Linked DNA regions of Homo sapiens: region 2 is linked to region 1. A link is a loop called in an ENCODE intact Hi-C map of the cell type or tissue named here. Cell type or tissue: endothelial cell of umbilical vein. All regions are shown on one strand. Each heading gives the region's core, and the rest is flanking DNA. Links, peaks and the distances in the headings are about the cores only.

Region 1 (15,669 bases), core at 6,499-11,498:
TGAGAGAGTGGGAGGAACTTAAATAAACTTCCTACCTATAATGCTTCTTACCTGTAAGCATTTTCTCATAACACAGAAATATTATAGTGTAGTTTAGCAACGCAGTTGCTTTGACTTCAGGGTGCAACTTTTTCTTTAAAGCTAATATTGATCTAACAGTGAATTCTTTACAAAACCCATATGACTCCTTGAGGAAAAATTGGCCAAGGTGGTATGGTGTCACTGATGTCTGAGGGCTTTAAATTAACACAGTAAATCTCAGGATTATGGGGGGAAAGCTAGCAACTTTATTGAATGCCTCCCATCTGGCTGTGCTTCAGGCAGCTGCATGATTGTAACAGGAATGGTAGGTATAAGACCAGATATTTTGGTATCAGAAAGTATTTAATAAAGAGTGAGTTTGGTAACTATACCTAGGGATCCCATTTCAAATTGAGTTTTCTAATTGAGATCAACAACAGGATATTATGCTCTTGGCAGAAATGGGACAGGACTAGCCCAGCCTATAAAGACCATTCCACTTAGCACAGGACTGGGATGGGGTGGGTGTGGGGTTTGGTGGATGTCACAAGTGGAGGGCATCCTGAGTTTGGGGATGTAATAGACTCCCCAGCAGGATGTGGCCTGGTGAGCAGGACTGTGTTCTGTTCCTATGGCAGTTAGGGTTTTGCTACTGCCTGCTGAGTATGGGCAGCCCTGAGTCTTTGGGTGTTTGTTGGTAATAACGGGAGGTGTTACTGTTCTGCAAGTAACTGAAATGATAGAACCATATTCTGTCAGACTGCCTTTATCCTGATCAGTTATCCTTTAGAGAGAATGGCCTGTCTAGGATGTTTGATAGTGTAACTGTCTCTCGATATCCACGGGGGAATGGTTCTGGAATGCCCCATGGAAAACAAAATCCAAGGATGCTCAAGTTCCTTATGTAAAATGGCATAGTATTTGCATATAAGCTATGCATATCCTCCTGTATACTTCAAGTCATCTCTAGATCACTTATAAGGCCTAATACAATGTAAATACAATATAAATAGTTGTTATGCTGTACTGTTTAGGGAATAACAACAAGAAGAAAAATATGTACATATAATGTACAAATGCAGCCATCCATTTTTTTCCAAATATTTTTTATTTGTGGTTGGTTGAATCTGAGGATATGAAACCTTTACATGTGGAAGGCCAGCTATATTTTGTTTATCTTTCATCAGTTCTTGGGTATTTGAGCTGTTTCCACTTTTTGGTTATTTTTAATAATGCCTCTGTGAATGTTCATGTGTAAGTTTTTATTTGCATGCATATTTTCATTTCTTTTGATAATATACTTAGGAGTAGAATTATTGGGTTATATGGTGATATGGTTTGGATGTTTGTCCCCTCCACATCTCATGTTGAAATGTGATCCCCAGTGTTGGAATTAGGGCCTCGTGGGAGGTGTTTTGGTCATGGGGGAGGATCCCTCATGGGTGCCTTGGTGCCCTCCCTGCTGTAATGAGCTCATGAGAGATCTGGTTGTTAAAGAGTCTGGAACCTCACCCCCAATCCCTGCCCTCTTGCTCCCTCTCTTGCCATGTGACATGTTGGCTCCCCGTTCCATTCCACTATGACTAAAAGCTTCTTGGGCCTCACCAGAAGCTGAGCAGTTGCTGGTGCCATGCTTGTACAATCGGCAGAACCGTGAGCTAAATAAACCTCTTTTCTTTATAGATTACCCAGCCTCAGGTATTCCTTTATAGCAATGCAAATGGACTAACACCTATGGTAACTCCATCTTTAATATTTTGAGGAAATATGCCCCTAAGCAGTTGTATCATTTTACATTCCTACCAGCAATGTATGAGGGTTCCGACCTGTCTTTTGGATTCTAGCCATTCTAGTACATGTGAAGTAGTATTTCATTATGATTTTGATTTGCACTTCCCTAATGGCTAATGATGTTGTTAAGCATCATTTTATCATTTCATCATTTCACATGCCTATTGGCTGTTTGTGTCTCTTTGGAGAAATGTCTGCTCAAATCCTTTGCCCATTTTCAATTAAGTTATTTGGTGATTTGTCTTATTGTTGAATTATGTGAGATGGCTTTATAGGTGGGGAATTCATTTCAGTAATACTAGATTTTATTTTATTTTTAACCAGAAAGCTGTGAATACAATTTCTACTTGTGTAGGGTTCTGATGGTTGGTTATATTTTCTGGGTATATAGTTCCTTCATTTAGGTAAATGTTTGAATGTATTATAGGATAAATGCCAGGGAATTCTGAGCCGAGGAAGAGGAAACCAGTGAAACATATTTGGAAACTTATGTTGGAGACCAGAATATGCCACCCAAAAATATGACTGTAGAAAATGGGAATATGCTATACCAAAATATGCCACTTTGGCATAAGGATTACTTTGAGAGACTACAGCCACAGGGAAAGCTCTAAAAATAAAGTAGAAGTTACCCTTTTGTAAGGAAAATTTACATCTATAAAGGAAACTTCCATTTGTAAGGCTGTCTCCCTCTCTGAACCAGGAAACGAGGATGACTGAAAAATCCCTGGAGACTCTTATCAGTGGAGAAGGCACCAACTTAAATCTGCAGAAAAAACCTTGCTCTTGTTTATTGTATTTTTCCCGAACCCCTCCCCATAACCTGCCTTCTCCCATACCCTTCTGTTTTTGTTTCAGAGAACTGTTAGCAGCAGCAAATCCATAAGGGTGGGTCTGCAGCAACCTCAATTCTTGCCTCCTCAGAAGAAACAATTCGAGTGAGGGGCATAAGGCAGAGTGACAGACTGAGGCAAGTTTTAAAGCAGGAGTGAAATTTATTGAAAAGCATTAGAGCAGGAATAAAAGGAAGTACACTTGGAAGAGGGCCAAGCAGGCGACTTGAGAGATCAAGTGGGTGGTTGAATCTTTGACTTGGGGTTTTATACGTTGGCATGTTTCCAGGGGCTGTGTCCCTTCTCCCTGAGTCTTCCTTTGGGGTGGGCTGTTCACATGCACAGTGGCCCGCCAGCACTTGGGAGGGGCTGCATGCATAGTGTGTTTACTGGAGTTGTATGCATGTTCATTTGAGGTGTTCTTCCCTTACCAGTTGAGCATTCTTAGAAGAAGGTCGTATACCAGTTAAACTCTGCCATTTTGCCTCTTAGTGTGCATGCTTGAGCCCAATGGCCTAACTCCTGAAATCTTATCGGAGCTGTTTATCATCAGTTTCAGGTGTTTCTATCTATTGAGAGACTGCCTTTCCCTGGTGCCAGCTGTGACTAACTATTATTTTGGAGAGCCAGTTTAGCAAACATCTGACCATCACCTGATAATTGTCTGATATTCCTGGTGGTGGTGGGGGGCCTCTCCTGCTCTGTTCAAGTCTGAATAGCTACCTACTGTAACAGAGCTATAGTTTTTAAGGCTGAACTCGAAGCCACCTCTTTGAGATTTACTCATTTTTTCCCTGGGTCTCTCCTTTGTATACAGGAGGTATCCATGTTACTAAACTTTTGTTGTTTTTCTCTTGTTAACCTGTCTTTTGATGAAAGAAACTGTCCTAACTAAGAAATATGTAGAGTAGAGAGAAAATTATTTTTCCTCCCCTATATTTACTCTCCAGTGAAGACTCCCCTATATTTACTCTCCAGTGAAGACTTTTGTCATTACGGAAGTTTTGGTGCTTTCTTTCTTTGTGTGACCCCACCTTTTATAGGGTGAGAATATACATATATATATATGTATATATATATATATATATACACTTATATATACTTAGTAGCTAAGTACCAGTTTGGTTGGGCTGCATTTGTGTTTATTGATCATATATATATATATATATATATATATATATATATATATATATATATATAAAGTGTTTTCCTCTCTTCCTCTATAAAACAGTTCTTGCTGTGGTTTTCTTACTTCCTTTAATTGCTGAACTCTGGACACAAGAGTTGAAGGTAGGCCGAATAAGTTGTTTACCTCCTGCTGAACAGATTCTACTTTTGTTATTTGGACCAAAGTAGAGAGCCTTTCCTCTCTGACTATGCAAATCTAAAGCAGATAAATGTGAGCTATCAGGAGCCAATTTGCTGGAAATCTTCCCCTTAGTAATTGGCTTCATATTTCAGCTCTTAGAAAAAGTCGGCTCTCATTACCACCCCTGCCTTCTCCCCTCAAGGCCAACAGAGAGAGAGGTAGGGTTCACTGGTGACAAGGAAAGGAGAGAAGGAAATTCCAGATGAGTTATTATTTTTTTCTCTTCACTGGCTTTACTTCCAGGTGCCCCCTCTCAGTCATGCTTCCTCAGAAAAGCAGCTCATCAGCCGGCCATGGCCTCCTTGCCAATGGTGATTGTGTCCTTCCCACCCGAGCTCACTTTACCAAGATAGGAAGTGACAGGCAGGGAGACCTCCTGCTCTTGGGTTCTTGGGAGGGGAATACAAAGCATTATATCAAACACTGCCACTAGGCCAGCTCTTTTGGGTTGCATTAGGCAGTCGAGCATTTTGCTGCCTGCTGAATGTCATCTCATTTAACATTTTGTTAAACAACTTCTAAAGGTCTTAACAATATGACAGATGGGCCATTGACTGGGTACTTAGTAGCTAAGTACCACTTTGGCTGGACTGGATTGTGTTTATTGTTCATTAAATGTTATTTAAAGAACTCAATCATTTATGCCTCCAACCCCCTGCCTACCCCTCAATGCACACTTTCTGCATGACCCCTGGGTGTCACATTAGAGGCTGGTGTCTATAGAAAAGCCCAGCAGAAAGGAAAGGGTGAAGAGAGGTGCAGAAAGAAGAAATGAGAAGACAAGTAGAAAGAAGTAGAGGAGGGCAGAAAAAAAAGAGTGTGTGTGAGGGGTGAGGGATGCCTGGAGGGGGATTATGGCACCCCTCACCCCTCACTCACACCTTATGTTAAAGGCAAACATAATGGCCAAATGAGACAGAGAAAAGTGGATTACTTCTGCAGATGGCAGGTCCTGTCCATCTTGGCTTTAGTTCTAGAGAGGGCCACCTTCCACCTTGATCCCAAATTCAGAGGAAGGAAAGAGGGTTCCCTGAAGTGGTTGCACAGATTGCAGCTGGCATTGCACTGTCCTGTATGTGTCTTGTGTCTTGTCTTCCCAGTTAACTGTGAATGGAGAGCAAGGATCCTCTTTTCCTTTGTTTACCCCAAGACCTGGATAACAATGTCTGACCTACAATAAGCACTAAGTAATTTGGTTTTGTGTGATCATGAAATATGCCAAGGCAGCACAGTCAGGTGTCTGCTCATCAGATTCTAGATGGACAAGTCAGGTCCACCAGGGCCAGTGCCATTTGATTGGCTGGAAGCATAACTGGAATAGGTCCATTGCCAGATGCACACAGCAAGTCAATATACCAAGACATGGTGTTGCAGCAGAAAGGGAGGTTTAACTGTAGGGCTGCCTAATGAGCAGGTGGGAGGAAACCTCAAATCTGTCTCCCCAAAGGAGTTCGAGGCTAGGGTTTTTAAGGGGTTCAAAGTAGAGATCATTGATCGATGGGAGGGTGCAGGGTGAAGTCATGAGACAGGCAGATGAAGAAATTCTATTTTCATGCAGATTCGGTTTCTCCAAGGGGGTGTTTAAACTGGTTGACATCAGCTGTTCTGCTGGAATTCAGGATTTGCTTAATCAATTCTTAAACAAAAGCCTTATGATTCTAACATCGGCGATTCTATCTAATGTCAGAAATCCTGTCTATAGGAACAACGGGGATGTGAACGGTCAGTATCCAGTGTTCCATGACTTTCAGTTACAAGGAAGTCAGCCGAAGTGAAGCCTGATTAATGCTTAATTATAACTCTATTTCTGTCCAGAATTGTTAACCCTATGAGGATGGCTTCAGAACTGAAGTTGTTTTAAATAACTTTCTTTCAGCCCAGTGGTGAGATGTCAAAGCCCCCCAGTGAGGGAATAAGAGCTTCACACTGTTCTGGTGTTGTCAAAAGCAAAACTACTACTGAAGACAAAAAAAAAAAAAAAAAAAAAAAAAAATTAAAAATGGCGCAAAAGCATTGATCATTATCACAATATGGCAGATCAGTTGTAGAATTATGTTTTAATTAGATTTAGCATTGCTCTAGAATGTCCAGTCTAGAGAGTGACTTAGAGAATGTCAGGGTGTTAAAAATGGAGTTTTGGTGCCACAAAAGACATAGCACTCGAATGTAAAATGTTCTTTTTAATTCTCAGCAAGGCAGTGTACTTCTATAGAAGGGTGCGCCCTTACAGATGGAGCAATGGTGAGCACACACTTGGACAAGGGAGGGGAAGGGGTTCTTATCCCTGACGCACGTAGCCCCTGCTGCTGTGTCGTTCCCTTATTGGCTAGGGTTAGACCGCACAGGCTAAACTAATTCCGATTGGTTAATTTAAAGAGAGTGACGGGGTGAGTGGTTTGGTGGGAAAAAATGGTTATGGCAGAACAGGAAATCAGAATGAGTCAGGGTGGAGAATGAGCAGGTTATTGGAATTAGTCAGGGTGGAGCAGGTAATCGGAAAAGGTTGCTTTACGAGGAAGTTAAGCTTAAAAGTAGAAGGCAAAGAATTGAACATACTGACATATTGATTCTTTGAAATTTAGAACTCATATCTAACAAGGGCTACTAGGAACTTTAGGAATCAGCCTGGTTCGATGGCTTCATGTAATCAGATGGAAAAGTCCCAGGAGCTTACCTGTGGTCACACAGTCAGACAGCAGGGAACAGCAAGCCGGCAGTCTGCCTCTCGGTGCAAAGTGGTTCCCATTGTTTCAGTCACAACTCTTGATTGTAAGTGAGAGAAACCTAGTGGCTTAAACAAACTAAAAAGAATATATAAGCTCATATTATTGGGAAGTCCAAGGGTGCACTGACTTCAGGCATGGAAGGATACAGCGACTTAGTGATAAGATAAGGACATTGCTTCTTTCACCACCTCTCAGCTCTGCTGTCTTCTGTCTTGCCTTCATTCTTAGGCCCTCCCCACATGCTAGAAAAAGTGAACAGCAAGAGCTCCAGCTTGGCAACCCAGTAGATGGAGAGCAGCTCTTTCTTACTGGTTTTGTTAGGTCCTTGACTTGACTTTCTCTGGGCAGCTCTGGCTTCAGGCCTGCTGACCCCTCCTGGATGCTGGGAGTAACAAAGAGTCTTTACTTGACCAAACTTTAGTCAGAATCCTCTGAATTTTCTTCTTCCCAACCAGGCCTTGACTTTTGTACTTTCATGTCTGTCTTTGTATCACCCAATTTTGACAAGAATTTTGTTAAGCTGATTTAGCCAGAATCCCCCACCTTTAGTATCTGATTGCCAAATATCTCACCAAATTCTTCACTCCCACCCTCCCCTAGGCAGCCTTCAGCAATAATCTTGTTAGTTTGGTTTAGGCAGAATCACCTCTCACCCCCGATGTTTCCTCTTAGTAATTTTTCATCCATCCACACCGTCCCCCTGCCCCCAACTGGCTAGAAATTTCTACTTTTCCTCATTGTATTCAGAGTTGAGCCCAATTTCTCTCCCCACTGCAAGGCCCCATTGCAGTAGTCCTTATAACTATCTTGATAGTTTCCCTCAGTAAAGTCTCCCTTACCATTCTTTAAAAAGTGTCATGAATAATTTTTTTCTTTACTCAGGGAGGGAGACAATGGTTGAACCTGAACCATGTGATGGGGGGAGAAAAGGGGAGAAATGAACATGTTCTGGCAAAAACAACAGAAGCCCAGTACATTTCTATACCATATGATGGCATTGTGGACATTTTTCTGCTGCCCAGAGGGAAAGTCTCTGTTGCTCTAGGTGCCCTTCTGGAGAAGCTAAATTCACCCCTCTTGAGGGACTCTGTGCCCTTCTTTTGGGCACAGCCAATCATTCTGGTCTTCACTGAGGCATGAAATAAGACTATGTGCTTCATCAGATCAGCCGTTTTGTGCTCTTGAGACAGGGTCTGACTCTGCCACCCAGGCTGGAGTGCAGTGGCCCAATGGTGGCTCACTGCAGTCTCCAACTTCTGGGCTCAAGAGATCCTCCTGCCTCAGCCTGCCAAGTAGCTGGGACTACAGGCGCATACCACTGAGTCTAGCTAATTTGTTATTTTTGGTAAAGATGGAGTCTTGGCTATGTTGCCCAGGCTTGTCTCAAACTCCTGGGCTCAAGCGATCCTCCCTCCTTGGCCTCTCAAAGTGATGAGATTACATGCCTGAGCCACTGTGCCTGGCTCCCATCAATTCTGGTGTTCTGCCTCTGGGAGAAGAATTCAAGTCTGGAGATGGAATCCCATTTTATTTCTTCCACTTCCAAGACCTCTCAGCCTGTTCATACCTTATAGAAGGATACAGTTCAGACCTAATAGAAGGATTCATTCATAAATATTTCTTGATCAGCTCTTTATGTAGCCATAGTGTTAGGTACCAAGTGTCATAACGATAAAGAAAATAGATAGCTCTGATTACTTTCTCATTCAAGTCTAATGCTCTAAGTGCCATGGATAAAGAAATAATGGTGGAGGAGGCCAGATGCGATGGCTCATGCCTATAATCCCAGCACTTTGGGAGGCTGAGGCGAGCAGATCACCTGAGGTTAGGAGTTCGAGACCAGCCTGGCCAACATGGCGAAACCCCGTCTCTACTAAAAATACAAAAAAATTATCTGGGCACGGCGACAGGTCCGTGTAATCCCAGCTACTCGGGAGGCTGAGGCAGGAGAATTGCTTGAACCGGGGAGGTGGAGGTTGCAGTGAGCCAAGATCGTACCACTGCACTCCAGCCTGGGTAATAAGAAGGAAACTCCGCCTAAAAAAAAAAAAAAAAATATGGTGGAGGAGAGAGACACATCTGAGGAGATTTTGAAATGATCAGGAATGTCTTCCTGAGGAAATGACTCATGTTGGAAGAATGGGATCATGGACTGGAGTGGAATATTGTAGGGGGGAAGAGAAGAAAGCATTATAGGAAGAGAAAATAGACTGAGCACAGTCATTAACCCAGAGAGGGTCAGGGCCTATCTAGGGAACTGTGAATATTTCAGCTTGACTGGAGCAAAGGTAAGAAAGTACCTTCCTTTGGAGATGTAGAGGAGCCCAGTTGGGAAGTTAGTAGAGTGACCAGGAGCAAGGGAAAGGGAGCTCAAGCCTGGGTGGTAGTGGAGAGAGGACAGCCCCAGCTGACCTGCACCATTCTCTGGAGATCATGTTGATTCCTATGGAGCTGAGTCCTCAGAGATACATCTGGATTGCCCTGAGGAAATAGTCTCATGTCTCATATTTGCCAAAGGAGATTCCATTGTTCTGATTTTTTTGAATGTTTTTGGAAGCCAAAAACATTCCTCATGAATGACTTCTTTCTGAATTGACTACAAACCAGTGGCCTCTGGCATTATTGGAAGACAAATGTGTGTGTGTGTGTGTTTTTTTTTTGTCAAGTATCAGAATATATTTTAGGGGATATATTTCCTGTCGTAATAGGTTTTTATTGTTGTTATGAATAGACCCAAATAAGTATTTTAAGAATGTATTAAGGCTGAATCACAAGATTGTGAAGAAATTGTATCACCATTTCACTTCAGGTTATTGTGACCGGGAACTTGGAATGTCAGCTTAAAAATCCAATCATTTTTGTTTTTTTTTTTGAGACGGAGTCTGGCTCTGTTGCCCCGTCTGTAGTGCAGTGCGCGATCTCAGCTCACTGCAAACTCTGCCTCCCAGGTTCAAGCAATTCTCCTGCTTCAGCCTCCCCAGTAGCTGGGATTACAGGTGTGTGCCACCACACCCGGCTAATTTTTGTATTTTTAGTAGAGATGGGGTTTCACCATGTTGGCCAGGCTGGTCTTAAACTCCTGACCTCAAGTGATCTGCCTGTCTCAGCCTGCCAAAGTGCTGGGATTATAGGCATGAGCCATGGCACCTGGCCTGAAAACCCCATTTTATAAACTGTTAATTGATCAATGTGTGCCACTTTTTTATCCTCTGACTGTATCCTTTATGTAGTGGAATTTCCCTCTGTGGCTGAGTTTGACTTTTGTATGTTGATGGACAGCTTCTTTCCTCTCTTCCTTTCATAGATGTGAACTGGGCTGCACATACACTCAGGGCTCAGTGTTAGCCCTGTGTGGAATGCAGAGTGGTATCACAAATATACCTCTTTTTAAATAGTTCATCATAGAGTTCAGGTCTAGACACAAAAAGAGTTAAATAGTAGAACAAGACAAGGTGTCACGCAGTATAGACCGTACCTGCTATGTGCTCACAGGAGAAAAAGGAAGAAGGAGTTGGCAGAGACAGTGTCAAGGAAAAGACATCCTTGAGCTAGGCCATGCATGGTAAAGAGTGTGCACTTTCACACTGCGCTTTCTCCTGGAACACTCAGACAGCTGGAGACCTTGTTCTGCTCCAACCCACATGGGCACATGGGCTTGCACAGCTACTGTAGTTTCACCATTTTCTCCTTCCTTGGCCGTGGCTGGGGGCTAGTGCTTGCCTTTTTACAGTTCTCTACTTGGCTTACAGTCGGGGGATACCTGCCCAGAAGGCACCTGGGCCCTTGTTTGTGGCCAGACTACACCTTTTGCATTTTAGAGGCGGAAAAACTGGGTCATCCTACCATGCGTGGGTTGGGGATCAGGGAGGCTGCCCTGGGAACTTGTGCTGAATCTATCACATATGTGGCTTCTGGGTCTAAGTAAATCGGGCCCTTAAATGACGGCCAACTTTCTGGGTAATTAACCCGGTTTTGCCTTGAGAAATATAACTGAAATAGACTGAGAGACAGGGAGGCAGCCTTCTGAATTTTCAGTGAAAAGGGGAAGCTCAGAATAGACTTTGGCTGATCGGGGAGGAAAGGAGGACTTTTTCATGGAGACCAACAGCAAGGGTCACTGAGAAGGTAGTGGGTGGCTGCAGACCCTCCCTACCTGCCTTGGAGTCAGAGAAAATAACCCTGACCTCAGGCCCTTTACAAAGATTTGCCTAGAAAGCAAAATTAACTGAAAATTGACTGCAAATAGGCCCAATGCATAGAGAAAGTGGGTTAGATAGAGTAATGGCTTCTCTTTATATAATGTGATTTATGCATTGTTCTACATACTTTTTGGGTTTATATTTAATACCACTTTCTCTTTTCTACCCTAGTGCCTCAAAGCCTCAATGACATTGCTGGCTGTTGCTCTGTCAAGAGTGACAAACTCCTAATCTGAAAGCTGAGTTAGGATCACAGCCCACAGTCATGACGTCCTATAATTGAAAGAAAATTAAATTGTGCCACTTAAGAGCTAGATTATTTCACATAAAATTTTAAAGTTTCTGGAATCTCTTGAAAATATAGCAACACTATGTTCCTGCACAGAACCAATGGTCTCAAGCTTGACATGGGCTTCTCCTTGTTAAAGGGACTTAAAGGGACAAGCACTCCCCTGTTGAGCATAGTCTCAATGTCTATTTCTCCTAGCTCACTTCACCCATTTAAGTTACCTGTCTGTCCTCTATTGGTATTTGAATTTGTGATCTCCACTGTAACCAGAAAAACCATCAAGTTATTGGTGATAGGGGACAAGAAAAGGAATAGTTCAAAAAGAATTCAATGCATCTCTTTGGGACTTACCTCTACCTTAAAATAGATGGAATGTCCTTTCTACCCATATTGGATTCAAAATAAATACCTGCGATTGTTTAATACTTTCACTTAGTCTTTGGCAAGGGTAAAGAAATGTTCCAATACCTCTAGGGACATTAGTCTGGGGTTATGGCTCTCTTGGAGAAGGTTTAAATGTGTGAGCCCTGTTTAGCCTTGATAAGTGGAATGGGAATACCTGCCTAGAAACATTTGCCATTGTCTTCCCTCTACCACTCTCAAAGTCAGAACAGTTATTTCATTTCTCATCATTTCTAGCATGCGGTGGCCTCCTATATCCCAAGACCTTTTTATTTCCCTAGGTATGTGGCTAAAGGGAGTGGGTAGGACCAAATCTTTATTTCAGCATTCAGCTGCAGAATGACATATGGATCTGATTAATTTTCATATTTTGTTTTATTCAAAATGTCTTATTGCTCCCTCCCAACTTTTTTTTTTTTTTTTTTTTGCTTAAACTTTGGATTTGAAATAACAAAATATTACAGTGGAAGTCTGATCATTGCCCTTTAAAGTTTTTTCTTTTTTATTCTTCTATATGACCAGGCTTTACAGAAAGCTATTTTACTCTAAGAAATTAGGTTTCTGGTTATCAGGAGCCCTAAATAGACATGAATTACAAGAACGTCCTTTGAAAACCCCATGCAGCACTTGTTTCATTAAATTCCATGAAGCGACCTTAATTTAGTGGAACACTGGATAGGCTGTTCTTTTAACCTATTATCACTTTGGCCAGGCCCATAAACCATATTCATGGATGATTCCATCAAGAAGGACAACAGTGGGATTAATATTATTTCAGGATACAGTAAATGCCACAATGATGAAGCTGTTTAAGATCTGGTGCTCACGGTGTCACACTGAATGCATTGACATTTACTCTGCTATCACTTCATTTCCAATATTCCTTCCAAATCAGCCGATGCTAATGCTTCAGCATGTGTGCAGAATACAATTTGTGCGGGGGTGGGGAGACTGGAAAAAGATTGTACAAGTCTTTTGCCTTCTTTTTTTCCTTTTGGTACTGAGAATGGGGAAATATACTTGGATGGTATTTTACATACACTAGGACCCAAGATATTAGGATTGTAGGTTCCCAGGCACTGGGTTTCCTCCTGGAGTTGGATCAAAATAAGTCATGGGGCCCCTTTTAGCTGTGACTGAACATGTGGTATTGGTCAGATATGAACCAAGAAAGCATTGCTTGGAGTCCTTAGCGTGTTGGTATATGAAATTGAGTACATATGAAAATGAAATGTCTATAATGGCACACCATTTAGAAGGTCTAATTTATAACATTTCCTGAATCTCCTTGGTATTTAAATTTGATGCTCCCAACAACAGTAAAGATACTGGTAGTTTTTGGGAATCTCTTTTAGAGAAATAGCAAAGATGTTATCTACAAGAACATTACTAATGTCTAGTCTCTTAAGGGGTTCTAGCTCCTCATTTTGAAGGTGAGAACTCAGGTTTGAAAGGAAATTCAAAAGTTGTCTAGTTCACGGTTCTCAACTTTCAATATGGCTACGAATCACCTGGAGCAATTTCAATAACTAGATTCTGGGAGATTCCAATCCAGTAATTCGGATGTGAGGACTGAGAATCTGCATAGCATCTAACTCCCAGGTGAAGTAGATGCTGCTGGTCTGTAATCATATTTCTAATTACAGACCAATCACTTTAAATATCAACCATTGCCTACATTCTGTTAGATGAGCAGCTAGTATATATTTAAACCTCTCTTAGTAGGAGGCTTCTCATATTCTCTTAAAGTAGTCTGTCTCATCTTTGAACTCTGAATATGAGTTCTTTTTTACATTGTACCTAAAGTCTCACTCCTTGGACTTGTCAATCTCTGGCCCTGGTTCAAGTCCTTGGTCATCTACAATACATATGGCAAGGTAAGGAGACATCTCTCCTGTTGACAGAAAGTTTAGATTCTCTAAGTTTCTAACCTGAGGGAAACTCTCCAGGTGGGAAGGGGATCGCCTATCCAGCTGAACCAGGGGTAACTTTTGTCTCTTTGGGGTTCATCGTTAACCTGATCATACTTTGTTGAGCCCCAAGGAACTCTGGTTCTTAGTTTGGCTCTCCCTCCCTGCCCAACTGGATGGGACATTTCCCCTATTTGAACTCTCACATCTGTCTATCTATCTATCTATCTATCTATCTATCTATCTATCTATCTATCATCTATCTGTCTATCTGTCTAAAATATAGTGCATCATAAAAATTAATGTTTCTATTTCTACCAGATTGTAAATCTGTGAAAACAGATTATGTCTTAAGCCTCCTCAGACTCCTTTAGTACCTTGCACATACTAAGAGCTCAAACCATGTGTATTAAATTGAGTAACACACATAACCTGCCTCAAGGAGTTTATAGTACTAACACAATAAAACATAAAGACACAATGTAGTAAATTAACACACTAGCGAGTAGTACAACAGGTGGATTTCAGAGAAAGAAAAAGTTCAGCATAGGTAGGAGGAATCGCACGGGCTTTGTGGGCAAAGGGAATGGGGGCTGTAAATTTAAATTGGGCTTTACATAACCCATTTAATTTAAGGATCCTGGAACTGGGTGGGAAGAGAGTCTAGCAGATGGCTTAGGAGTGCATATGGTTTCTTCCAAAGAAGTTGGGGGTGGGGAGGGGTGTAATTCAGGTGGATTTAAGGCAGGCGTCAGCAAACTTTTTCAGTAAAGAACTAGATAGTAAATATTTTAAGATTTGTGGACCTGCTGTTGTAGTGTGAAAGCAGCTACAGAGAATATGTAAATGAATTGGGTTGGCTGTGTTCCAACAAAACTTTATTTATGGACACTGAAATTTAAAGTTCATATAATTTTCATATGTTATAAAATGCTATTCTTGTTTTAACTTTTTAAAAAACCATTTAAAAATGTAAAAACCATTCTTAGCTTGAGTGCCATATAAAAACAGGCAGTCAGTTGAATTTTGCCTGTGGTTGTAGTTTGCAGGTACCCGGTTGATGGCCTGTGTGTCCAAGCAGAACATCCCTAGTAAGGATTTCATGGATGGGAGGTTTGAGATAGACACTGCCCCCGGGAAGGGAACTATCAGTAGTTTTCACTAGAGAATGACTGTTTCAGAAAGATTTGCAGGGCTGGGAGTGAGATGATAAGTTTACAGGCATAGTTAATTATCCAGAATCTATTTCCTATGTGAGTTGGCTCTCAAGATATGGAGAGATTTTGATACTTATTCTCTTCCCCTCCCAACTCACCCTGCCTCTTATTGTTTTCTGTCTTATGACCTTTCTGATGTTACTTTGCCATAGCATCATTTCTCTACCTCATCAAGTTGTCTATGGCATACCCTCAGGCCTTTAGAGTTACTGTTTCTTCCTGAGAAAAAAAAAATCTCCCTACAATTTTGGAATGTGAACATCATCCTTACCTGATGATATGTGGTTTTACTGTATGTCCTAGTGACATAAGAAATGAACAGTCTGCATGAAACACTTGGGAAAGCACATAAGTTTGGGGAGAAAAAGAGACAGTTGTGTGTCTAGAGAGAGTGAAACAAACTTGCTTTGTGACTGGGAAGAGCCGCTTTCTCCTTGGAGGAGGAACAGGGTAGATACAGTGAATTCAGGATGGGACATGTGGAGCCTGTGCTACCTGGGTGAGGTTCGTCAGGTAGACATAGGTAACAGGAGGTTGGGTGATCAGACCCAGAGTCTAGGAGAGAGGAATGGGCCGGAGATACAGGTTTGGAAATTATCATTCTCATATTGCAGTTGAGACTCTTGACAGTGAGAATAGAGAGATTAACAAGGCAAGCCCCTTGTAAGCCAGGGGCAGAGCAACATATGAGAGGAAAGTGGAGGCAGCCCGAGAGGCAGAGAGAACTGGGACAATGGTGCCAGTCAAAACACCAGGGGAGTGGAGGGGAGACCTTGAAGGAGACAGTAGCCATTATCGTTGAATGCCTCAGGAGTCAACTAAGAAATGTCTGAAAGTTAGCATTGGATTTGGCAATAAGTAGATCATTAGTACTTTAGGCTAATGTTTGGGGAAGAAACAGAATGTGATGCT
Region 2 (15,669 bases), core at 6,172-11,171, 80 kb before region 1:
GTTTTTTGCTCACTTTTTGATGGGGTTGTTTGTGTTTTTCTTGTAAATTTGTTTAAGTTCCTTGTAAATTCTGGATATTAGACCTTTGTTGGATGGGTAGATTGCAAAAATGTTCTCCTATTCTGTAGGTTGCCTGTTCACTCTGATGATAGTTTCTTTTTTTATACAGAAGGTTTTTAGTTTAATTAGATCCCATTTGTCAAATTCTGGCTTTTGTAGCAATTGCTTTTGTTGTTTTTGTCATGAAGTCTTTGCCCATGCCTATGTCCTGAATGGTATTGCCTAGGTTTTCTTCTAGGGATTTAATGGTTTTGGGATTTACATTTAAGTTTTTAATCTATCTCAAGTTAATTTTTGTATAAAGTGTAAGGAAGGGGTCCAGTTTCAGCTTTCTGCATATGGCTAGCCAGTTATCCCAGCACCATTTATTGAATAGGAGATCCTGTTGCCATTGCTTGTTTTTGTCAGTTTTGTTGACAATCAGGTGGCTGTAGTAGATGTGTGGTGTTATTTCTGAGGTCTCTGTTCTGTCCTATTGGTCTATATGTCTGTTTTGGTACCAGTACCATGCTGTTTTGGTTACTGTAGTCTTGTAGTATAGTTTGAAGTCAGGTAGCATGTTGCCTCCAGCTTTGTTCTTTTTGCTTAGGATTGTCTTGGCTCTACAGGGTCTTCTTTGATTTCATATAAAATTTAAAGTGTTTTTTTTTTCTAATTCTGTGAAGAATGTCAATGGTAGTTTGATGGGAATAGCATTGAATCTATAAATTACCTTGGTCAGTGTGGCCATTTTCACGATATTGATTCTTCCTGTCCATGAGGATGGAAAGTTTATCCATTTGTTTGTGTCCTCTCTTATTTCCTTGAGCAGTGGTTGGTAGTTCTCCTTGAAGAGGTTCTTCACATCCCTTGTTAGCTGTATTCCTAGGTATTTTATTGCTTTTTGTAGCAATTGCGAATGGGAGTTCATTCATAATTTGGCTGTCTGCTTATCTATTGTTGGTATATAGGAATGCTTGTGATTTTTGCACATTGATTTTGTATCCTGAGATTTTGCTGAAGTTGCTTATCAGTTTAAGGAGTTTTTGGGCTGAGATGATGGTATTTTTTCAAAATATAGAATCATGTCATCTGCAAAGAGAGACAATTTGACCTCCTCTCTTCGTATTTGAATATGCTTTATTGCTTTCTCTTGCCTGATTGCCCTGGCCAGAACTTCCAACACTATGTTGAATAGGAGTGGTGAAAGAGGGCATCCTTGTCTTGTACTGGTTTTCAAAGGGAATGCTTCTAGTTTTTACCCATTCAATATGATATTGGCTGTGGGTTTGTCATAAATAGCTCTTATTATTTTGAGATATGTTCCATTAATACCTAGTTTATTGAGTTTTTGTTTTAACATGAACGGCTGTTGAATTTTATCAAAGGCCTTTTCTGCATCTATTGAGATAATCATGTCTTTGGTTCTGTTTATATGATGAATTACATGTATTGATTTGTGTATATTGAACCAGCCTTGCATCCCAGGAAAGAAGCCGACTTCATCGTGGTGGGTAAGTTTTTTGATGTGCTGCTGGGTTCAGTTTGCCAGTGTTTCATTGAGGATTTTAACATTGATGTTCATCAGGGATATTGGCCACAAGTTTCCCTTTTTTGTTGTGTCTCTGCCCAGTTTTGGTGTCAGGATGATGCTGGCTTCATAAAATGAGTTAGGGAGGAGTCCCTCCTTTTCAATTGTTTGGAATAGTTTTGGAAGGAATGGTACCAGCTCTCCTTGTACCTCTGGTAGAATTCGGCTGTGAATCTGTCTGGTCCTGGGCTTTTTTTAGTTGGTAGGCTATTAATTACTGCCTCAATTTCAGAACTCATTATTGGTCTATTCAGGGATTTGACCTCTTCCTGGTTTAGTCTTGGGGGGGTGTATGTGTCCAGGAATTTATCCATTTCTTCTAGATTTTCTAGTTTATTTGCATAGAGGTGTTTATAGTATTCTCTGATGGTAGTTTGTATTTCTGTGGGGTCAGTGGTGATATCCTTTTTATCATCTTTTATTGTGTCTATTTGATTCTTCTCTCTTTTCTTCTTATTAATCTAGCTAGTGGTCCATCTATTTTGTTAATCTTTTCAAAAAACCAGCTCCTGGATTCACTGATTTTTTTTGGAGGGTTTTTTTCTTGTCTCTATCTCTTTTGATTCTGCTCTGATCTTAGTTATTTCTTGTCTTCTGCTAGCTTTTGGATTAGTTTGCTCTCGCCTTTCTAGCTCTTCTAATTGTGATATTAGGGTGTTGACTTGAGATCTTTTTAGCTTTCTGTTATGGGTATTTAGTGGTATAAGTTCCCCTCTTACACCACTAAAGCAGTACTTTAGCTGTGTCCCAGAGATTCTGATACGTTGACTCTTTGTTCCTTTTTTTTTTTTTTTTTTTTTTTTTAGATGGAGTCTCACTGTATTGCCAGGCTGGAGTGCAGTGGCATGATCTTGGCTCACTGCAATCTCTGCCTCCCAGGTCCAAGTGATTCCCCTGCCTCAGCCTCCTGAGTAGCTGGGACTACAGGCACGCATCACCATGCCTGGCTAATTTTTTTTGTGTTTTGGTAGAGATGGGGGTTTCACCATGTTGACCAGGATGGTCTCGATTCCCTGACCCTGTAATCTGCCTGCCTTAGCCCCCAAAAGCGCCACTTTGGACGTGAGCCACTCACAGGTGTGAGCCACTGTGCCCCATGACTCTTTGTTTTTATTGGTTTCAAAGAACTTGATTCTGCCTTAATTTCATTATTTCCCCAGGAGTCATTCAGGAGCAGGTTGTTCGAATTCCATGTAATTGTATGGTTTTGAGTGAGTTTCTTAATCCTGAGTTCTAATTTGATTGCATTGTGGTCTGAGAGACTGTTTCTTATTATTTCATTTCTTTTGCATTTGCTGAGGAGTGTTTACTTCTGATTATGTGGTCAATTTTAGAATAAGTGCCATGTGGCACTGAGAGGAATGTATATTCTGTTGATTTAGGGTGGAGAGTTCCATAGATGTCTATTAGGTCCACTTGATCCAGAGCTGAGTTCAAGTCCTGAATATCTGTTAATTTTCTGCCTTACTGATCTGTCAGTTGATTGACAGTGGCATTTTAAAGTCTCCCACTATTATTGTGTGGGAGTCTAAGTCTCTTTGTAGGTCTCTAAGAACTTGTTTTATGAATCTGGGTGCTCCTATATTGGGTGCATACATATTTAGAATAGTTAGCTCTTCTTGTTGAATTGTTCTCTTTACAATTATGTAATCCCTTTCTTTGTGGTTTTTTTTGGTCTTTGTTTGTTTAAAGTCTGTTTTGTCAGAGACTAGGATTGTAACCCGTGCTTTTTTTTTGCTTTCCTTTTGCTTGGTAAATTTTCCTCCCTTCCTTTATTTTGAGCCTATGTATGTCTTTGCACGTGAGATGGGTCTCCTGAATACAGCATACCCATGGGTCTTGACTGTTTATCCAATTTGCCAGTCTGTGTCTTTTAAATGGGGGCATTTAGCCCATTTACATTTAAGGTTAGTATTGTTATGTGTAAAGTTTGTCCTGTCATCATGATGCTAGTTGGTTATTTCGCACACTAGTTGATGCAGTTTCTTTATAGTGTCATTGGTCTTTACATTTTGGTGTGTTTTGCAGTGACTGGTGCTGGTTTTTCCTTTCCATATTTAGTGCTTCTTTCAGGAACTCTTGCAAGGCAGGCCTGGTGGTAACAAAATCCCTCAGCATTTGCTTGTCTGGAAAGGATTTTATTTCTCCTTTGCCTATGAAACTTAGTTTGGCTGGATATGAATTCTGGGTTGAAAATTCTTTTCTTTAAGAATATTGAATATTGGCACCCAATCTCTTCTGGCTTATAGAGTTTCTGCTGAGAGGTCTGCTATTAGTCTGATGGGCTTCCCTTTGTAGGTGACCTGGCCTTTCTCTCCGGCTGCCCTTAACTTTGTTTCGTTCATTTTGACCTTGGAGAATCTGATGATTATGTGTTTTTGGGTTGATCTTCTCATCGAGTATCCTAGTGGTGTTCTGTGTATTTCCTGAATTTACATGTTGGCCTGTCTTGCTAGGTTGGGGAAGTTCTCCTGGATAATATCCTGAAGTGTGTTTTCCAGCTTGTTTCCATTCTTCCTGTCTCCTTCAGGTACTCCAATCAATCATAGGCTTGGTTTTTTATGAAGTCCCATATTTCTTGGAGTCTTTATTCATTCCTTTTCATTCTTTTTTCTCTAGTCTTGTCTTCATGCCTTATTTCAGCAAGGTTGTCTTCAAACTCTGATATCCCTTCTTCAGCTTGGTTGATTCAGCTACTGATACTTGTGTATGCTTCATGAAGTTCTCCTGCTGTGTTTTTCAGCTCCATCAGGTCATTTATTTTCCTCTCTAAACTGGCTATTCTAGTTAGCAGCTCCTCTAACCTTTTATCAAGGTTCTTAGCTTGTTTGCACTGGGTTAGAACATGATCCTTTAGCTCGGTGTAGTTTTTTTTTTTTTTACCCATCTTCTGAAGCCTACTCCCATCAATTCATCCATCTCATCCTCTGCCCAGTTCTGCGGCCTTACTGGAGAAACACTATGATCATTTGGAGGAGAAAAGGCACTCTGGTCTTTTGGGTTTTCAGCATTTTTTGTTGATTCTTTCTCATCTTTGTGAGTTTGTCTACTTTTGATATTTCAGACTGCTGACCCTTGGATGGGGTTTTTGTGGGGGCTTTTTTTGTTGTTGTTGATGCTGTTGTTGTTGCTTTCTGTTTGTTTGTTTTTCTTTCCATGGTTTGTTTCTTTCTTTCAAAGCCCTCTTCTGTACAGCTGCTGTGGTTTGCTGGGGGTTTGCTTCAGGCCCTGTTCATCTGGTTCACTCCTGCACCTGGAGATATCATGCAAGGAGGCTGGAGAACAGCAATAATGGGTGCTTGCTCCTTCTTCTGGGATTTCTGACCTTGAGGGGCACCATACTGATGTCAGTAGGATCGCTCCTGTGTAGGTTGTCTGACAACCCCTGTTGGAGGGCCCCACCCACTTGGATGGGATGGGGAACAGGACCTATTTAACGAAGTACTTTGACTGTCCATTGGTGGAGGGGGTGTGCTTTGCTTGGGGGAAACCCACTCATCTGGGCTGCCGGATTCCTCCGAAATACCAAGAGAAAGGCTAAGTCTGCTGGTCTACAGAGACTGCAGCCACCCTTCTCCTTAGGGGCTCAAGCCCAGGGAGATCTGGGTTCTGTCCCTGAACCTCTGGCTGGAGTTATTGGAGTTCCTGCAGGGAAGCCCTATCCAGTGAGGAAGGATGAGTCAGGGTCAAGCCTGAAGAGGCGCTCTGGCCACAGTCTGCCACAGCTGGTGTGTTGGGCGGTGGGGGACATGTCTTAGGACCAAGCCGTATAGCCTCCCTGGCTCCAGCAGGGGAAAAGTGTGGCCTGGAGCTATAGAAATGGGTGCTGTCCTTCCCTTGCCCAGGGAGCTTAGCGTGTTAGGCAGTTGTGAGTCCCAATGCTGGCTGCTGCTCCTCCCACGAGGAGCTCAAATGGCTTAGACAGCAGGCAGCCACAGCTGTGGTGCTGGTCGCCCCTCTTCCCAGGAGCTTGGTAGGCTTAAGCAGATTCCAGCTGAGAGGCTGTTGAGAATCTGTGCAGCTCTGGGGTTGGGACACTAGGTCCCAGTGGCATTGGTTCATGAGTAGGATCTTCCAATCCGTGGGTTTTATGAAGCTATTTGACTGTCATAGGAAGTGAGCTACTGCATCCTCTGCTTTAGTGTTTATGTTAGTGGTTCTCAAAGCGTAGTTCCAAAACCAGTGGCAACACCATCCCCTTGAAACTTGTTAGAAATGCAAATTCTTGGGACCCAGCCCAGACCTACTGAATCAGAAACTCTGGAGATAGGGCCCAGCAACCTGGGGTGTAACAAACCCTTCAGTGATTCTGGTTTATGTTCAAGTTTGAGAACAACTGGTCCGTGTTCTGGTGGAAAAGACAAAGTGAGAATGCCTCCATCTCCAGTCACAGGCTCCTGGTTGCCAAGGATGCCCTGATACTAGTTCCTAAAGGAAGACTGCTCCTTTCTGTAACTCAGACCTCTTTGTAGCACTTGGGACATAGATACTGGGAGGGAGCGTTCTTGTGATCAGGGAGCAAAGACTGGCTACCTTCAAGTAAAAGGCAACAAACTCTTTTGTTGGAAATATCATTGAAACCACCTGCCCAAACATGGCTCCGATGGGGTGAACAGTGATACTGACCTGTAGACATGCTTCCTCTGCCCACTCCCTAAAACAAATTAGAACAAGAAAAACAGCCACCTTCAATGTGTTCCAAGGATAGGCCAGGCACTATGCTACATAAGCTCTCTCTAAGCCCCAGTATAATGGTATTTGGAGGTGGGGTCTTTGGGAAGTGAATGGGTTTAGATGGGGTTATAAGGGTGGCACCCTGTGATGGGATTGATGATTTTTTAAGAAGTGGCAGAGACGAGAGCTGTGTGCCATGTGAGGACACAGTCAGAGAACGCAGCCATCCGTAAGCCAGTAAGAGGGCCCTCACCAGAACCCACATTGCTGGGAACTGACCTCAGACTTCCAGACTCCAGAACTGTGAGAAATAAGTTTCTGTTGCCTAAGCCTCCCAGTCTGTTGTATTTGTTACAGCAGCCTGAGCTGACTAATACAGTACAATTATTATCCCATTTTATCAGTGAGAAAATAGGTTCAAAAAGACCAATGAGAAAATAGATTCAAAAAGACCAAGAGCCAACTGTGTGAAGAGACCAAGGAACTTGTCCTGCTTCACCAAACTAGTGAGCATCAGAGTAGATTTGGTTATGGCCTGGGTGCCTTGTCAACCTGAAGGCCCTAGATTTCCTGGTTGGCTGAGGGTTTAAATTTCTCCCTTTATTTGGAAACTTAGTAGGGTGGACCTCTTACTCAAGGGACTTGGCCTTTGAGCCTTCCTCAATGATCCAGGTTTCAAATTTTCTGGATGTCACCTCCTGACTCCACAAAGTCCAATTTTAAAGGAGTCATATTATCCTGCTCAGTTCAGGGGTGCTCTGAAGCTCTTGCACAGCTCTCAGTTTCCTCCTTCTCTTGTTAGAGCTTGTGCCAGTCCCATGAACCCACCCTTTCTCCAGGAATTCCTCAGGCACCACATCACAGACCCTCTGCTCTAGGAAGGTAGCTCTCCCTCACCTTTCAAGACTGTTCTGTCTCATCTTGAGGCTGCTTTTATTCCCTCTAATCAGATGGAAGCCACCTGGTCTGTCCCTTAAATGCCGATTGCCATTGCTTTGCATGTGTGAGTTTTGCTTATCCTGTGCTGTGGTGAACCCCTATTCACCCCAGTAGGGAAGGCGCCAAGTTCAAGAGGTCAAAGAAGAGACCCTGAGCCAGCAAACAAGACGTGGACTTTTATTAAGGGCTTACAAACAGGGGAGAGAGTTCAGCGGCAGCAGGCTAGGCATGAGAACCACAACCACCTGCAAACAGCATGCAGTCTATATAGCATTTTCACCTAAAACCCTCCTCCTAACGACCTCCACCTGGCAACCTTCATTTACCCCAAAACTCAGGGCCTCAATCCCCTGAATGGTCCATCTTCCACGGGAGAGACCAGGGGCTCAGATCTTTATCATAGATAAAGAATGAATCTCCCGCTTGTCTACTCCTGGATCTCCTAGCTCAGAACACACATTCAGGTGCATCTGCCATACAGGGTCATTCTTAGGATATGCTTAAATTATTGCTCTCAGGTGTGTTTACCCTGTGCCCTGCTTCTCTGATGAGCTTAGCTCCTTTAAAAGCAAAAGAAACACTGGAACCTCTGTGTGTTGCTACTTGGTGAGTCTAAAGCAGAATCCTGAAGAGACAGGCCCAATTGGACAGCTTTGTCAACTGAGGAAAATTGGATGTGCGTATGTGTGTTGGGGGGCAGTTGGCGATGTTTGCTATAAAATAGCAGAGTGCTGCTATTTTGGATATATCTGTGTTTGCATTGACATTTCATGTTTGTGAAACCTCACAGCTTGATGTGTTAATCCACTACAATCATGGAGGGAGTGAAATGAAAACACTCAGAAGATTGGCAGACAGGAGAGCCAACTGTGTGAAAGGTACCAGAAAATTCTGCTTGTCTCCCAGAGCATTGCTAGAAGGAAAAATACAGGCAAGGACAGAAAGTCCCACAGAATGGGGCTATGGCGGCCACTCTGAGTTTGCTTGGGGTCTCTAATGATAGGCTTTTATCTTATTATAGCTGATTGACACAGAACTTATTCACAAATTAAGAAGTGCTCATTCCTTGAAATATTTTGGACCTTACACCAACTTTTTCTAGTGGGTTTTTAAAAAGACTCTATTATGTCAGTTTGGCTTGGAACCCAGGAGATGAGCTGGCACTCTTCAACGTTAATACAACATCATTTGTCACAGGATTTGCAGGTGTGACTCAGTTCCTGAATTAAAATATACAACAAAAGCTCAGGGCTGAGGAGCCAGCCTTTCACCAAGCCTGATGAGTCTACTGTAACTGGCATGCCCTGAGCAGTCTGGAGTCTCCGTGTGCTACTAGGTCTGAAATGTTTTGTTTGTTCGAGCATCTGACCTGTTAGCCTCACCCCCATGTAGGCTGCTGTCACCACTGGGCAGAAGCTTTCCCGGAGCTAGTTGGAGGTTATCCTACAGATATACTTTGGCATCTCCTGACTTTTGTCGTCGAGAGGGGGAGATTTTTGTTGATTTCACTTATTTGTTCATTTGGATGAACTCACAGTATCCACGGTAGTCAAAGCTTGATCCTTTTTGCAGATGAAGTGTATTCCAGAGGTGTCTGGGCATGTGAAGGTGGAGTCCTGAATATTTGTGATCTTACTTTGCCAAACCATCAGTTAGCTATGGGATTTGTCCTATGGAGAGCCAGAGCAGGCTGATGCCCTTCAGATGAAGGGCTCCCACCCCAATATACCTCCCATGACCTTTCTGTACATCTGAATTCTTGTGTAAAGATGACAAAGTGTTCAGACTTCAGGTAGAACAGGGTTTTTCAATCTTTTAAGTCATAGGACCCCTTTACACTTACAAATTGTTGAAGATCGCGAAATGCTTTTAAGTTGGCTATATCTATTGATACTTAGCATATAAGATAGGGGTCAGCAAACTATGACCCATGGGCCAAATCTGGCTCACCACCTGTTTTTGTAAATAAAGTTTTATTGGCACACAGCCAACCCCATTCATTTACATATTGTCTGTGGCTGCTTTCACAGTACAGTGGCAGAGTTGAGTAGTTGTAGCAGAGTCTGTGTGGCCTGTGAAGCCTAAAATATTACCTGTCCTTTGCAGAATAGTTTGCCAATTCCTGATATAAAAATTAAAAAATATATTTAAAATATGTATTAATTCATTAAAATATCAATAACAAAATCATGACAAGATAATTGAATACTTTTTTCAGTTGGAAATATGTCTCTATTTGCTAAAATAAAACAAAAAACTTAGTAAGACTCAGAGTGACATTGGTTTACACTTTTGTAAATTTCTTTGATGTGCAGCTTAAAAGAAGCAGCTGAATTCTCATATCTGTTTCTTCATCCAACCTGTTGTGGTATGCTGCTTTGGTTTAAGTAAATGAAGAAAATCTAACCCCTTACAGGTATATAGTCAGGAAAAGGGGGAGTATTTTGATAGTCTTTTCAGATATTTGTAGATATTCTGCTTTGACATTACCACAAGCCTTGACACGTGGTGATTTCTAGGAGGATGCATGTAAAATCTGGAACCGAACCATAGCAATGGCAATTTATACTGTGTTACATTAAAATGCACTGGTCTAATTTGCACTCTGAATGAATCTTATACCCATGTAAGATTTTATAACATAACACATTATTTTGAAAATAATAGTTCACTGAGTTTCGCAGATCTTCCAAATTTTGACACGTTTCATTTTGTATCATATCAAAACATCACATTTGTTAATATCACCATAGAGCTCATTGTCTTTAAGCTGTCAAACACTTGGTGGAGCATGTAAGTTTTCCAAAATTCTAATTTTTCCTTGAAACCTCAAATTTTATAATTGGCGTCAAATTCTGTCAGTTGTTTTCCTTGTACAGATAGGCTCATTATTTTTATTTTTGAGTCAATATCTGCCAAATACTGAAGTTTGAATAACTATGGTCTGTCTGTCAGCCATGTAAAATGTTGTCCCATTAAAAAAGAGGCTCATTCAGCTCACAGCTCAAACTATATTGCACCAGAGGATTTCCTGGAGACCACTAGCATGCTTCAGTATGCAGCAGAAGTGCTTATATGTACTTCTCATTTAGTCACCCAACATATTAAAAATATGTATACTCAAAGATAGCCACTTAATGAAATTCATACCTTTTACTGCCTCCTCAATGCCATTCTTAAGCAAAATTGGCTTTTTCTTCTTGGAAGCATGTGGTGGTAAAGAACAGAATGATCACTAGTGCAGCTTGCCTCAGCCTTGATACTGCTAAGGCACCAGCAGTTTTACTCCCCATACTTCCACAGTGTCAGTGAATTTCAACACAGTGAAGAAGACAAATAATGTCTCACTATTATTATGAAAATAGTTTGAGCCTTGTGGATCCCTGAAAGTGGGTCTGTGGATCACACTTTGAGAACTGCTGAGGTAGAGAAAAGGAAGGGAACAAACTAAATCAAATGCCATTAGTTTAAGAAGAGGCTGCTGGGTAAGGAGCCCCATGACTAAGTCATATTGGGGAATGCAGTATACGTATAGGTATTATATTGTTGGAACTTCCTAGCAATCATTAGGTTTGAAAGGCTCTGAGAAGTCCCCTAGAAAATAAACTTCTTTAACTTTGGATTTCCCAAACCTATTTGAGCAAAACATCCCTTTGTCAATATATGTGAATACTCTCTGGGAAACCATGATCCTTAAGGTATCAGCATGACTGTTGGGATCTCCTGAAAGCAGGCTTGATGGGCTGGGAAGTGGTGTGGCAAAGGGGGCTGGAGAACATCCGGAAACCGGGACCCTCAGAGACTGACTCCTGGCCACTCAGAGTGATCCTTGAGGCCACTCCTGAGTTGTCTGCTCATTTCTTTCTGGGCAGTATCCCTGACAACAAGGCCAGTGACTGGGCCACAGGAGAGAATGCCCATAGCACTAATCCTCCTGCCTTATTCCTGGAAGCTACTTCTTGTAAAGAATGAATGGCAGCAGATCTGTAAAACTGCATTTTTCACATAGCCCACTTCTTGTAGAGAATGCCAGCAGATGTGCAAATCTGCATTTTTCACATTGCCAAGTGGATTTTGAAGAACAGAACTAGGCAGAAAAGGCACCAAAACCTGCCCTGGATGGGGTGGGCATGCCACATGCTGCAAATGGCTTTCCTTCCAGACTCTGTGTTTATCGGTCTGGAACCATTCCTGGGGCACATCCCTCCTTTAGATTGTGACAGCTGGCCGTGGGAACCCACAGCACTCTCACTGTCACTTTCTGAGATGGGGCAGGCCCTGGGTATCATTCTTATGAGGATTTACTTTATATTGCCCATTCTTAGATAAGAAAACTCCCTTTCTGGAGGAAAAATATGGAGGAAAAAAACTTGCCCTCAGTGAAGTTAACTCTTTGAAGCTTTTTTTACCACTCCCACTTCACCCCCATCCTGATTAATACCTCCCATCCCACACACTCTGAACTCTCAGAGGAATCTTCCTAAGGCACAGGAAGCAGGAAAAGAGTCGGGCTGCTATTCAAGACCAGGTGTATTAGTCTGTCCTTGTGCTGCTAATAAAGACATGCCTGAGACTGGACAATTTATTTAAAAAAAGAGGTTTAATGGACTCACAATTCCACAATCATGGTGGAAGGCAAAGGAGGAGCAAAGGCACATCTTACATGGCAGTAGGCAAGAGAGCATGTGCAGGGAAACTGCGCTTTCTAAAACCATAATTTTTCATGAGATTTATTCACTATCATGAGAACAGCATGGGAAAAACCCTCCCCCATGATTCAATTACCTCCGACTGGGTCCCTTCCATGACACATGGGGATTATGGGAACTACAATTCAAGATGAGATTTGGGTGGGGATACAGCCAAACCATATCACCAGGTGAGAGGAAATAAGGGCCTCAGAGAGGCCATGGGTGAGCTGGTCGTGGGACTGTAAATTCTGCCCCTGATCCAGCTGTAAATGAGTGGGGGCTTAGCCTAGATCAGTTGGTAGGGGAGATGGGAGGGGAGATGGTGTCCCAGGGCTCTAATCTTTTACCCTTTTCAGTTGGAGTGCCCCTGCTTCTACCTTTTCTATAATCTGAATTTTGGTGTAAGACTTCATTTGAACCAAACATTCTACTGCTTAAAAAGATGTGCTGAAAATCACCAGAAAACAGACATCTTCTAAGGTTCCTTCCATCTCTAAATTTATTCCACACGCCTGAATAGTCTCAACTTCCTAATGCTTTCCGAGTATTTTCATGTGTTTCTTCTGCATTTGGCCTTTTGTCCATACTCAGTGACAAACTTTAGAAGGCAGGGAGTTTCTGTATACTTTGATGTTCATAAAAATATCCAGCATGGGTGCTGTGCACACAAGGCCTGTGATAACTAGTGATAAGTGTTACTGCAGCTGTCTGAGAAGGGCTTCTGAGGCTTGGTGGTTTAGTTATCTCTGAAAACCATCCAGCAAGAGGATAAAGGGTGCAAGGAAAATGGCAGTGAACTAGGCAGGAGACCTTTGTGCTACATCCTGCTCATCACTCACTCACCATACGCTCACATAGGCTTAGATACAGGCTGTCCGTGGTTTGATTTCCAGTGAGATGAAGGACTTGTTTGAAAGCCATGCTTCCAAAATGTGGGTCATGGAGAATAGTGGGGTTATTGTAGTTTGGTCCAAGCTGTCTGTCCAGCTTGCTGCAGGCTGAGCACACAATGTCTTGCACATATGTAATTATTTTTCAAATGTATTTAGAAGTGACTGTGACTGATAAAATTCAGGTTCATTTTAAAGTGTTACTGGGGCCGGGTGTGGTGGCTCATGCCTGTAATCCCAGCACTTTGGGAGGCCGAGGCAGGCAGATCACTTGAGGCCAGGAGTTTGAGACCAGCCTGGCCACCATGGTGAAATGCTGTCTCTACTAAAAATACAAAGATTAGCTGGCCATGGTGGTGCACACCTGTAATCCCAGCTACTCAGGAGGCTGAGGCAGGAGAATCACTTGAATTCGGGAGGCAGAGGTTGCAGTGAGCTGAGATCATGCCTCTGCACTCCAGCCTGGGCAACAGAGCGAGACTCCATCTCAAAAAAAAAAAGTGTTTTTGGATTCATAGTGGCTACTAAAAACATACATAATGAATGCTAACATTTATTAAGTGCTTACCAGGTGTGAATTAGAGTAAAGTGCCTGTCTCAGGTTGGATTTCCAGACACTGAGAAGAGGATTTGTATGCAGGGGATTTATATAGGATTTTGCCCAGAGAATGGGAAGAGGAAGGACAGAGTGGAAGAAGTCAAACAAGGGTGTTATTGCAGGTGAGTCCCAGTCTTAGCTCAGTCGAATGGGGTGCTCTGGAGTGTTAAGTACATCACAGGGTTGGTCCTCACGCATGGCAAAGGAACTGGGCCTTTCATATTTCTGCCCCAGTCAGTTGCTGGCTAAGGGCCGTCCAATGGGCTGATGGTGGTGTTGGGGGACATAAACTTTTAGGTATTTCTGGCTTTTTGTGCCTCAACACAAAGCAGCTTTAGTAGCTATCAAACAGTTCTGTGATGAGAGTTACAGGATGTTAGAAGAAGATGAAAAACACCCCCCACCCCTTCTACTCCATACATAGTAGCCAGGGAATGGGTATATAGAAACCATAAAAATGCTCCAAGGGGGTCTGGTGGGGTGCTGACAGTACCTGTGACAGTGCCTTAGCTCATTCAATCCTGATAACAACCTTAGGAGGTGTAAATTACCTCCATTTTACAGAAGGGGAAACTGAGGCACAGAGCGGTTAACAAACTTGCCCATGGTCACATAGCTGGTAGATGGCAGACCCAGGATTCAAAGCAAGAAGCCCATGTTTTTACCTCTATACTGTGTATTGCCCGCTGCTTCTCAAAATACAATCATTATCACGTGTGCAATCAAAAATATTCTGGGAATGAGTGGTCAAGCCTGGAGGTCCTGTGTGGTGGTCTCACATTCAATGAAATTGTAATCACTTGCCAGGGTTGTGCTCTGATTTCAAAGCAATCTCAAGGGCAATTTGGGTTTCAATCTTTTTTCTGTTTTTACAATTATTCTGACTTAGGCAATTTTAATCAAAATCAAAAGATCCAAAGAAAACAATGGCCAAAGGTGAAAGACATTTGAAGAACTACATGGCACTTCAGTTGGAAAAATAATTGAGAGATGGCTATTTGGGTGGGAAACAATGTAATTTGAATTTCTAATTCAGAAAAACTACTTAATTGGCAACACATGCTTCCCGATTGCAACAGGAAGAGAGGAGGGTGGCTTTCAAGTGGGGAGCACATGCGTGTGGTGCAAAAGGGCAGATTCCTATATATGGCAGAAGGCTTCCTTCTGTTCAGTGTTAAATTCCTGTCATTAATTCTCTCATTCCCTCTGTAATCCTGTGTTCTGAGAACAGTGGCACAAAGCTCCCATCATGGATGGCTTTGAGAATTCCATGAACTGAGAGAGCCTTCTATAGCTATACCATGTTTAATACAGTAAATGTGTGGGGGTGGGGGGAGTCGTGGCCTCGACTCACAGTGCTTCTCGATCAAGGACAGTATTCTTCCTCTCTCCAAAGGTTTTTGAAAGTGCCAGGGGAATCTTGTGTTGTCACCACAAATAGGTTGTCATAAGGTAAGAGTCTAGGGCTAGTGGAGTTTGGTTCTTGGAGGACCAGTGATGCTAAATATCTTGTAATTCATGGGACACTTCTGGCTGAGGAAGAAGTCTTAGTACTGATAACACTGACACTGAGAAAGTCTGGGAGGGGAAGTGATTGGAGAAAGGTAATCGTCTTCAAATATGAGACACAGTGGCCTCTGAAAGGACTTACACTTATTTCATGTACCTCCAGAAAACCACATGTGAAGTTAGAGGATGGGAGAACATCTCAACAGCTAAGGTTGCTCAGAATGTAGTTGCCCATGTCTTTGGTAGTGAGCTCCTTGTTACTGGAGGTAATAAAGTAGAGGCTAGTTGACCACATGTAAGGGATATTGTTGAAGCAATATCCAGCCTGGAGGAGAGGATGGATTAGATGATCTCTGAGAGTCTATCACCAAGATTCTAGGGTTCTGCTCACAGTTTATTATCAAATTCTAGGTGAGATTTGTGATGAAAGGAATTAATTGGAAAAATCATACAGTAAGGTCTGGTTTGAAAGATGCAGAGGTTGAACTGAAAAAATGTGAGTCTAGTGTTAAGAAAGAGAAAGTGTGTTGTATTGGAAAGAACTCTGGGGGAGGAGGCAACCAGCCTTGATTCCTGTCTCTAATATTCACTTGCTGTCTAGTGGGATCCTGGGCTCCTCACATTTTCTCTGCACCTATCAGATGATGCCATCAACTGTTCGATGCCCAGAATCTGTGATTCTGTAGTTTGAGAGCAGACCATGTTCTTCCTTATGATTCTACTGTGGCCTTCGATAAG

What was found. Hi-C counts contacts between places; a loop is a spot of excess contacts. Peaks named below come from ENCODE experiments on the same cell type or tissue, not always from the same donor. Only the 100,000 strongest peaks of a DNase experiment are listed, where the experiment ranks them.
Region 2: it touches region 1 in a loop (8-fold over the local background); 3 of 110 quality-filtered maps call a loop at or near these places.

Annotation. Positions count from the first base shown.
Region 1 is chr2:67,911,099-67,926,767 of GRCh38, reverse strand. No RefSeq gene overlaps it. Among named protein-coding and RNA genes, the nearest start is that of LINC01812, 93 kb to the right of the region's middle. RefSeq lists an enhancer at 5,919-7,118. In endothelial cell of umbilical vein, for the core only: no CTCF peak of the experiment used is centred there; DNase peaks (open chromatin) are centred at 8,947 and 9,137; H3K27ac peaks cover 2,248 bases.
Region 2 is chr2:67,990,511-68,006,179 of GRCh38, reverse strand. No RefSeq gene overlaps it. Among named protein-coding and RNA genes, the nearest start is that of C1D, 65 kb to the left of the region's middle. RefSeq lists a silencer at 11,016-11,230. In endothelial cell of umbilical vein, for the core only: no CTCF peak of the experiment used is centred there; a DNase peak (open chromatin) is centred at 8,489; H3K27ac peaks cover 1,601 bases.